2 separate regions of the Homo sapiens genome follow, and region 1 is linked to region 2. Evidence: chromatin contacts called from ENCODE Hi-C or POLR2A ChIA-PET data. All regions are on one chromosome and are shown on one strand. The core of a region is the stretch at or near the end of the contact, and the rest is flanking DNA. Distances in the headings are between cores, read along the strand shown.

Region 1 (4,318 bases), core at 4-2,503, 400 kb before region 2:
GAGTTGAGATATTTTGACAGTCCATGCAAAGTCTATCTACCTAATTCAGTGGGTAGCTGGAACAGACCACTGTGATTGGCCAACTGAACAGGATCACATGAATGCTAGAGGGTAGTTCTCAAAAGGCAAGAAAAAGGAGATTCCAGGTGGTCAAAACAATAATACATGGTTGCTATGAGTGGACATGGTGGGAACCTCACAAGTACCTGGGGTGGAGAGAGGGACATGGAAAATAGAGAGCAGAGTGAGGTGGCTCCAATGACCAGTTGCAATTGGAACTCAGTGGCCCCTGGTCAAATGCTTGTGTATTCAGTGCTGGAAAGTAGAAAACCAGTGCAGATGCTGACAGACCTAACTTAACCACCCACCTCGACTCACTTCCAGCTTCCATCCAGTCTGTACGTAATTCTTCAGCCTTCCAAACCTAATAATACCTCCAGAAATGGAGACACAGGATCATGCTGTGGAAAGAGCAAGTACTAGTAGTCAGGGCCCTCAGTCTCACATTTGCCCCTGACTTGATCAAGTTCACTTCCTTCTCAATAAACATGGCATTAGGCCAGACAATATTTAAGCAGAGTATGGTGGAAATGTGGGCAGGTCTGAGGGTGGGGAAAATAAAAGGATAAAATACCCCTGAGGGATTAGATATATTTAAAATCACAAAGGTATTATATCACAGATCTATAACTTTACTAAAATATAAAAATGAATGAAAATATATTTGGTATTATTTTATCTTAGCCCTGTAAGAGAAGCTAATTTTCTCTTGTGGCTCTTCAGTTTTTAGTAAGAGAAGTGCAAGCAACTTTTTCTTATGGGCCAGGATGAAAAATAGCCTTATGAACTCCCAGGAGGAGTTTTTTCTTAAGGGGATACATATCATTTAAACCACAGAAGAGAGGTAAGTAAAGGGTGAGTAACCTAGATTGTCTAGAAAAAGGTGGTATTAGAGAGACCCTTTATGTTTTCTGAGTTGCAGAGTTGTGTTGGAAATAACACTGCCACCTATCCCTTGGCCATGATTAGAAAGAAACAATGGGAGGCAGTTCTGTAAACAGTGGAATCCATTTGACTCAAAGCTTCTGGGGCCAGCTCCGGTGTACGTAAACTGATTTTATGAATTTAAAGGGCTGCCACACTGGGGCCCCGGGCAGAGCTACATGTTGTGGGAGGCCATTGTCCTCCAAAAAGGGCCATGTGGCCCCAGCAGGGACTGGCACCACCGCCCCACCCCCGGCTCCTCACAGCAGAGATGTTTGGTGAACCAACTGGTCTTCAACAGTGACACCGTGTGGTCTAGAGCAGTAAAGACAGCCCTGACCAATGATCTCTCCCCTTGGGTTGAAGATGCCTGGCTAGCCTAAACCCAAACTTGGGCCGTTGAGAGGTACACTTCAGGAGGGAGGCACTGACCTTCTAAATACTAGGGTAGGCAGGGGATACAGTAATTTGTTTTCAGAGTTGATACATTGAGTTGTTGGAGCAGTTCCTATTGGTTAAATCAAACGTTACAAGTTGACTTTACTTATATTTCTGAAAATTCATAACTACATAATATTGACTTTTGCAAGTTCTTGGGAGCCCTTGAGCATCACACTCCAGGCCACTGAACACAGCTTCATTTCATTTCTTGTTTCACTTCATGGTATGCAAACTTGTTTTTTTGTTATTGTTGTTGTTGTTTTTAAAAAGGAAGAGGGAAGAGTGGGATGACCCAATTTTTGAATTTCAAATAACACTACACTGAATTATTAGGTTTTTCTCTAACGTATCTTTCAGTTGAAATGTCTACAATTTTATATGGAACTGTTTAATTTTTAAAGAATCTCCTGGGAAAGTTATTCATGCCACTCACTATGGTCTTATAGTTGGAATGTTTGATTTTATTTCTAGTTGAACACCGCAGTCTGTTTCTTATGGCATTTTTTAATATATAGGAATATGACTGTGTGAATTAGTCAATGTCTATAGTTCATGTGGTTTAGAGTGTTAGCCCCAGTAAGTGTCAGGCATTGTTCTGGGCATGGAACAGACAGCAGTATAGACCAGAACACAACCTCTCCACTCAAGGAATCTACTTGGCTGGAGAGAAGCACAGGACAGTTTTAGGAGCAGAGAGGAGGAAGATCCGAGCTAATTTCAGTTGCTGCCACTAACTTTGAGAGACATAAAGGCATGTACAAATACCGAAAACCAAAAGTAGAACCAGTTCATGAAATCAATAATTTACATGGGAGGGAATGCTGCTCAGAAATTGTCAGGTGTTGGAGTCAAGGATACTTGGTTTTGAATCCCAGTTCCACATTTACTAAATGTGTGATCTGAGCACATCACCCTATGTGCCTCAGCCTTCTCATCTGTGATTTAGAAAGAATATACATCTACCTTAAAAGAGGTTTAAATTAGATAATACTGGCAAAGTGAAATACTGAGCAGGATTGCTTTATAAATTGAGCTTTATTATACTCATGAAATTGAAACAAAAATTTGTAGATCAATCAGATCATCGATGCATTTTTCTTATGTTCAAATCAAGAGTTGAATCCATTTAATAAAGAGCTACAGGTTTAGACCAGATGAGATTCACCATTGTTAAAAGAAAAACTTTCTAGCTGGGCACAGTGGCTTATGCCTTTAGTCCCATCAACCCAGGAGGCTGAGGTGGGAGGACCACTTAAGGCCAAGAGTTTGAGACAAGCTTGGTCAACATATCAAGACCCCATCTTTAAAAAATAAAAAAAAAATAGCCAAGTATAGTGGCCCACACCTGTAGTCCCAGATACTTAGGAGGCTGAGGCAGGAGGCTTGAGCCCAGAAGTTTGAGGCTGCAGTGACCTATGATCATGCCACTGTACTTCACCCTGGGTGATAGAGTGAGACCCTATCTCTTTACAAAAATTTAGACAATTTAAATTTAACAGAGTTTAATTGAGCAAAAAAGGATTCACGAATTGGGCAGCCTCCTGAACCAAAATAGGTTCAGAGAGACTCTGGCACTGTCGTGTGATGGAAGAAAATTTATGGACAGAAAAAGGAAAGTGGCATACAGAAAACAGAAGTGATGAACAGAAATAGTTGGCTTGGTTACAGCTTGGCATTTGCATTATTTGAACATGGTTTGAATAGTTGGCCACCTTTAGTGGCCAAAACTCAGTGACTGGTAAAAGAGTAAAAGAGTAGGTAACAGCCTGTTTAGACATCCAGTTAGGTAATAGTTCATTATGTATGGAGAAAACTTTAGGCCAGATTTAAAATATGTAAGCAGGCAGCTTTAGGCTGAACTTAACTGAACACCATATTTCTCTAATTCTATGAATCTTGACCTCAGCTACACATTAAAATCACCTGGGGAGTTTTAAAAATACTATCACCTGGGGAGTTTTACAAATACTATCACCTGGGGAGTTTTAAAAATACTGTCGCCCAGACCTCAACCCCAAATAGTGTGATACAATTGGTCTGCAGTACGCTTTGGGGTTTAGGATTTTTAATCAGGAGTTAATGTGCAGCCAGGGTTGGGACCCACTGGTTTAACTGACTATGGAGGTTGAGCAGATCTACGCTTGGGTCACAGGCAACCAGAGCAGTTGCTGATGAGAACTTTCCCCTTATACACCCACATTCTGAGCTAGAAGTGATCTTGGAAACACCATTGGGAAAGGGAGTCACCTCTACCAACTGGTGCTCAAAATTAACTGTATCTCCCATCCTGTTAACCCCTTGAGGCTTTTGTGACCCTATCAGTACCAGGGCAGGTTCCTCAACCAGCAACTGTGGAATGCCTAGAAAGGTGGATTCCAGGGGCAGCTCCATCCTAGCACAGCCAAGAGACTGCCTCTCCCACCTCTCCCATCTTGGCTTTCTTATCTCTTTGCGTGTTAATGGAGATGACAGTGTCCTTCCTACAACCTAGCAGAGTAGTTATTAGGTCCATGAGACTGTGTCAGTAAAGTACATTGTAAACCATGATATATGAATGGAATTAAGTACCCAGTGGAGATTAGACATTATACTTTCTGAAACTGTAAAAACTGCTGTTTCATAAGTCATAGCTTTTGCTGTCCAGTGCTAACTTTTCTACCACCTTGTAGCAGAGCTGTGTTAATTCAGGCATATAAAATCTTGTATACAGAATTACCTTGTTTAGGGAATTGTTATATATAAAACAGAAAATCTGTATACAGGGTTTCACAAAAACAATACTGCAGTGCGCTCTATTTTCTATCCTAATCAATGACCTATCATGACAAATCTAAAATTCATCTAAAAACACCCATTTACCCAGCAGGCTCTGCCTAATGATTCCTTTGTTATG
Region 2 (4,442 bases), core at 1,426-3,925:
TGCAGACCTCAGAACTAGACCCAGGGTCTGCCCAGGTTTGTGTGGCTGGGCAGGGGAGATGGGAATGGAGAGGCGGACAGTGACAGCAGTTACTTGTTAGTAGACCTATAAGGTGGGAGAGATGGGAGGAGTAGGCAGTCTTTGTATAACAGTTAGAAGTCAGGATTTTTTTTTTCCACTTCATTTTATTTCAGAGTTTCTGAAACAGTGGCACGTACATCGATAGACAATTTCCTGCCGAAGCATTGAGCAAGACTTTGCCATGGGCCCAGTACTACTGCTGGAGTTCAAAAACTACCAACTCTTGGTCCCCAGGCTGAATCCTGCCTGTGGACAGGGCTTGTTTTGCTCACACTGTTAAAAATAATGTTTTAATTAGTTACTGACTCTCATTTCAAAATGAGAAATTTGATTTAGGAATCATCCAGAGTTCCAGCTTCTGTGAAACTGGCGGTTTAGGAATAGTGGGCTTGCATGTCAGGCCTGGAACCATGTGCTGGAGCTGAGCAGCAGCTCCCCCTATGGATGGGGGACTCCCCTCCAGTTCCTTTGAGTCCTGCCTTGCCTATTGTTGAGGACTGAGTTGTGTCCTCACTTCCTGTCATTCACATGTTGAACCCCTAACCTCCATAGTGACTGATTTGAATGAAGATAGGGCCTTCAAGGAAGCAATTAAGGTTAAATGAGGTCACGAGGGTAAGGGGAAGAGACACTAGAGAGCTCTCTCTCTGCATGCATTCAGGGGAAAGACCTTGTAGGGAACAGTGAAAAGGTAGCTACAAGCTAGGAAGGGAGGCCCCACTAGAAACTCACCTTGATGGAACCTTGAACTTGGACTTCCAGCCTCCAGAACTGTGAGAAAATAAGTTTGTGTTGTTTAAGCTACTCAGTCCGTGCCATTTTGTTATGGCAGCCTGAGCTGATGAAGCCAGCCATGCACCTCACTTACTTTGTGCCTAGCTTCTGAGGTTATCTGTGTCGAGGCCCCTGCTCTATGTGTGGAAGTTAAAAGAGCGAATTATCCTGTTCCTCTACTTTGTCTACTGGCAGAGAAAGTTAGAGAGAGAAATAATTTGTAACAGAGGGCATCATACAAGTGATGTACAAACTGGCATTGGAGGACAGAAGAACTGTCTGTGGCTGGGATGGGAGGGACAATGCCTCTTCATTGTGAGGAGTGAGCGTGTCAGATGGGTGTTCAGAGATTAGGAGGATTTCAGCAAGTGGTGAGGGAATGAAGGGCAGGAGCAAAGGCATCCAGGCATGAAAGTGGATGGTAATCCAGGTTTGACTGGAGTTCCAGGGTACGTTGCAGGTGGAGGGTGTGCAATCGGAGACAGGGCCAGAAAGGGAGGACAGGGTCTGATCAGAGCCCTGAATGCCACGCCATAGGATTTAGTTTAATTCTGGAGTGAATGAGGAGTACCTGAGAAGCTGGAAGAGGGAACCCAGGGGCTGAAAGATATATTTTAATTGATTAATTCTCTGTTTACTGAGAACATCCGTTGTGTCGAGGCACGGCAGATCCAATTGTGGACAAATAGAAGTCAGTCTCTGCCTTTGCGGAGTTGACAGAAATAGATGATTAGATTTATAACAACGTTAGGCAGTGAGGAGTGCTATGAAGAAAATACAGCAGTGTCGGGATAGAGTGTAATACTGTGGGTGCTAGTGTAGATGTGCGTGCTCAGGGAAGGCATGACATTCGGGCATAACCCTGAATGAAAGCGAGAGGGTGAACCATGTGGTATCTGAGAGAATATAATTCTAGATAGAGGGACAATCAAAGTGCAAAGGCCCTGAGGCAAGAACACAATTGTGTTCAAAGAACAACATAGAGGCCGGTCTGGCTAGAGTAAGCAATGAGAAGAATTGTGGGCAAGGAAGTTGAAGTAGTCTCCTAGTCATACACAGGCTAGGAGAAGGGCACATTTTGGACCAGTACACAAATGAAGTCCTCAAACAGAGCTGACTGCGGAAGACAGGGCTTTAGGGACAGGATGAGATGGATTACCCATCTCCCAATCTCTGGATCAATTGTGTGCGGTGGCAGCCCTCAGTGGAGAGGGATAACCGAAGTCCTGTCTCTCCCAAAGTTCAGACCGTCAGCCTATAACTGTCCCCAAAGAAGGGTGAAGGCAGGGACAGGGTTTATCTGCTTCCCTAGCTCAGAAGCCCAGGCGGTTCCACAGGGGATCCGGGAGAATACAAGTGCTCCTCCTCTAACAAGCACCACACTGCCGCTTAATGTTACAGGCCTCTGACAGATGAAATCAAACCTGTTTTGGCCCTAGAGTGAAATGATTTATTCCAGCAAGTGGAAATAGGAAGAGTTGAAAGGCAGTACAGGCCAGAATGTGGGTTGGCTTCGTAGACTGAGTAATGTGGGTTGGCTTGGTGTAATTCGTTTTTGGAATACATTTTTTTTTAAGGTTTAGTGAGGAGGAGGTAAACAATCCTTTGAGAACCATATAAAGCTCTGCCTCCAGCGTGTGATGGTCAGAGAGCACGGTCATTGCCTTTGGCATTCTCTGCTAAGTTTTCACCCTTGGTGTTTTGCCTTTTCCTTCTTGCTTGGCTGGGAGAGTTATGAGCTCCTTAGGAAAGAATGTCCTGCTTTCTCTGTTGGCCCTGCTGAGGGGCAAACATTAAAAAAAAAAAAAAAAAAAAACCATTAGCTGTAAATCTCTGTGGTAAGAGTGCCCTCTTCTGGTTCGGCTTCTTTGTCTTGAGCTGCCAGTTCCCTAACAATGCTGTTTTTAGGCTTCCGATCTTTTTGATGAAATAAACTAGCAAAGAAAAAAAGCAAAAAAATACCATTGAGGATACATTCATTTCACCCAGTGTTTCTAGAACCCCTTCCACAGTTCTAATTCTTACTTGGCCATATTTTCTGAAATTTCGGACCCAGACTTTCTTTGGGATTTACACTTAGCCTTTTGCGAATCCAGAAAAACAGGTAAAAATAGTAGCATTTCAGAGCTTGGAACGGGTGTTGCAATGGGTTCGTCTGGTCACTTTTATGCTTCTGTTTCTATGCCATTTATTAAGTGCCTACTCAATTTATTGAATATTTGAGGGCCAAGCATTCTCCTAGGCCCTCCAAGATCATAAATGAGATACAGCCCTTGCCTTTGCTAAGAATGTCGTGGGAAATATAGATGAGTAACAGAAAATTACAACATCAGCTGACAAATAACTGAGATGTGAACAGGTGGTTATAGGGGGACATGAAGGAATTTCTTTGGTTATTCAAGCCCAAATGTGAGAAAAATCAATGCCTCCTCAACTCGAATTGTTCCTGTAACAGTCACATCTCTTTATGTACTAGATCCAGGGCTCTATGATGAGCAAATCGTGATGGGTTTAATATATTTCTTCTACTAAACCCCAAAAATAATTTTAGATCTAAAAGGGACATGAAAATATGTCAGTTTTCTCCATTTTTTTTTCTATGTCAAGGGAAAAATTTTCTTTTACAAGGAACATTTTGAGAGGCTCTATATATCTAGCTTCAAGTAATTAAAATTGGTTTTAATTGTGGAATACCAATGCACAATTCTGTGTGGGGTTTGCTAGAAATCATAGATTCAATAGAAACAATTTTCCTCCATATAAAGGGAGAGTTATATTTCATGAGACTCTCCAGAAATCATTCTTCCATTCTGGTCTCTTGTGACTTTTCTCTGTGGGCTCTAACCCATAATCTTGCATATATACAGCTCAGGATGTTACTTAGTGTCCCAATGGCCTTTAAGGTTGTATTTTGTTTTATTTTAGAAAATTTGTTAATGAAATTTTCTGTTTTCTTCTATGTCCTGGATCTTTTGCATAAGAAAAGCTTTAATACAAAGTAGGAGAAGGAGATGGGAGGCAGAGAGGAAAGAGAGAATTCATTTGTGAGCTACAGCAGTCTTCCTGTGTCCATCTCTTGGCTATAAATTCAGATAAAACATGTCAGTGATATTTTAGGGGATGCTTCTCATCAGGTATATATGGTGTTGCTTATTTTACTTTATTTAAAATATTTATTTTATTTTTAACTGCCTATGCAAATTTATCTGCATAAATCTGGTCGCTTTTTTCATTTCTTTTTCCAGTATTGGTTTTAACTCTCAATCATGTACTAAAGAAAGGACTTCTAACTTTTAAATTAGAACTGATAAGCTTTCTTTCTCATAGGACATCTATTTCTAGGTTCCAGCTTTGGTTCACTATACCTTGTCCAAAAATATCTTCTAAACTCAAGAATTCCTAAGGGGGCTTTGGAGCGAGAGGTATCCACAAAATTCTTAGATTACACCCTGAGAAACACTGATGTAGGCACTGTTTTTCTGATTTGAAATTAAAAATCTCAAATGGACTTGGAGGAACAGAGGCTTAATGTAGCTCTGAGCCTGCTCAGTTCTGAGCTAGTCTCAGTAACCAACTGTGGCTGGAGA

The links. A loop is a pair of places that touch in the nucleus more often than their neighbours do. ChIA-PET counts read pairs that join two places held with the same protein, here RNA polymerase II (POLR2A). Pooled maps may share reads with other maps.
Region 1: a loop to region 2 is called in a map of PC-9, with 8 times the contacts of the local background. The contact joins two enhancer-like sites. A Hi-C loop is called at or near these places in 2 of 168 maps with a recorded cell type or tissue (PC-9 and cardiac septum), 1 of 37 single-sample maps with no recorded cell type and 6 of 50 pooled maps. POLR2A ChIA-PET finds 5 or more read pairs at or near these places in 2 of 52 experiments (PC-9 and Panc1).

The regions. Positions count from the first base shown.
Region 1 is chr3:149,349,631-149,353,948 of GRCh38, reverse strand. No RefSeq gene overlaps it. Among named protein-coding and RNA genes, the nearest start is that of TM4SF18, 18 kb to the right of the region's middle. Within about 2 kb of position 1,253, at least 5 of the 41 ENCODE cell types and tissues checked have a DNase peak (open chromatin) inside an H3K27ac peak, as active enhancers do.
Region 2 is chr3:148,953,929-148,958,370 of GRCh38, reverse strand. LOC107986045 (a long non-coding RNA gene) reads right to left here. Exons shown (of 3, transcript XR_001740565.2): 3 at 2,283-2,789. Among named protein-coding and RNA genes, the nearest start is that of GYG1, 35 kb to the left of the region's middle. RefSeq lists an enhancer at 359-860. Within about 2 kb of position 2,675, at least 10 of the 41 ENCODE cell types and tissues checked have a DNase peak (open chromatin) inside an H3K27ac peak, as active enhancers do.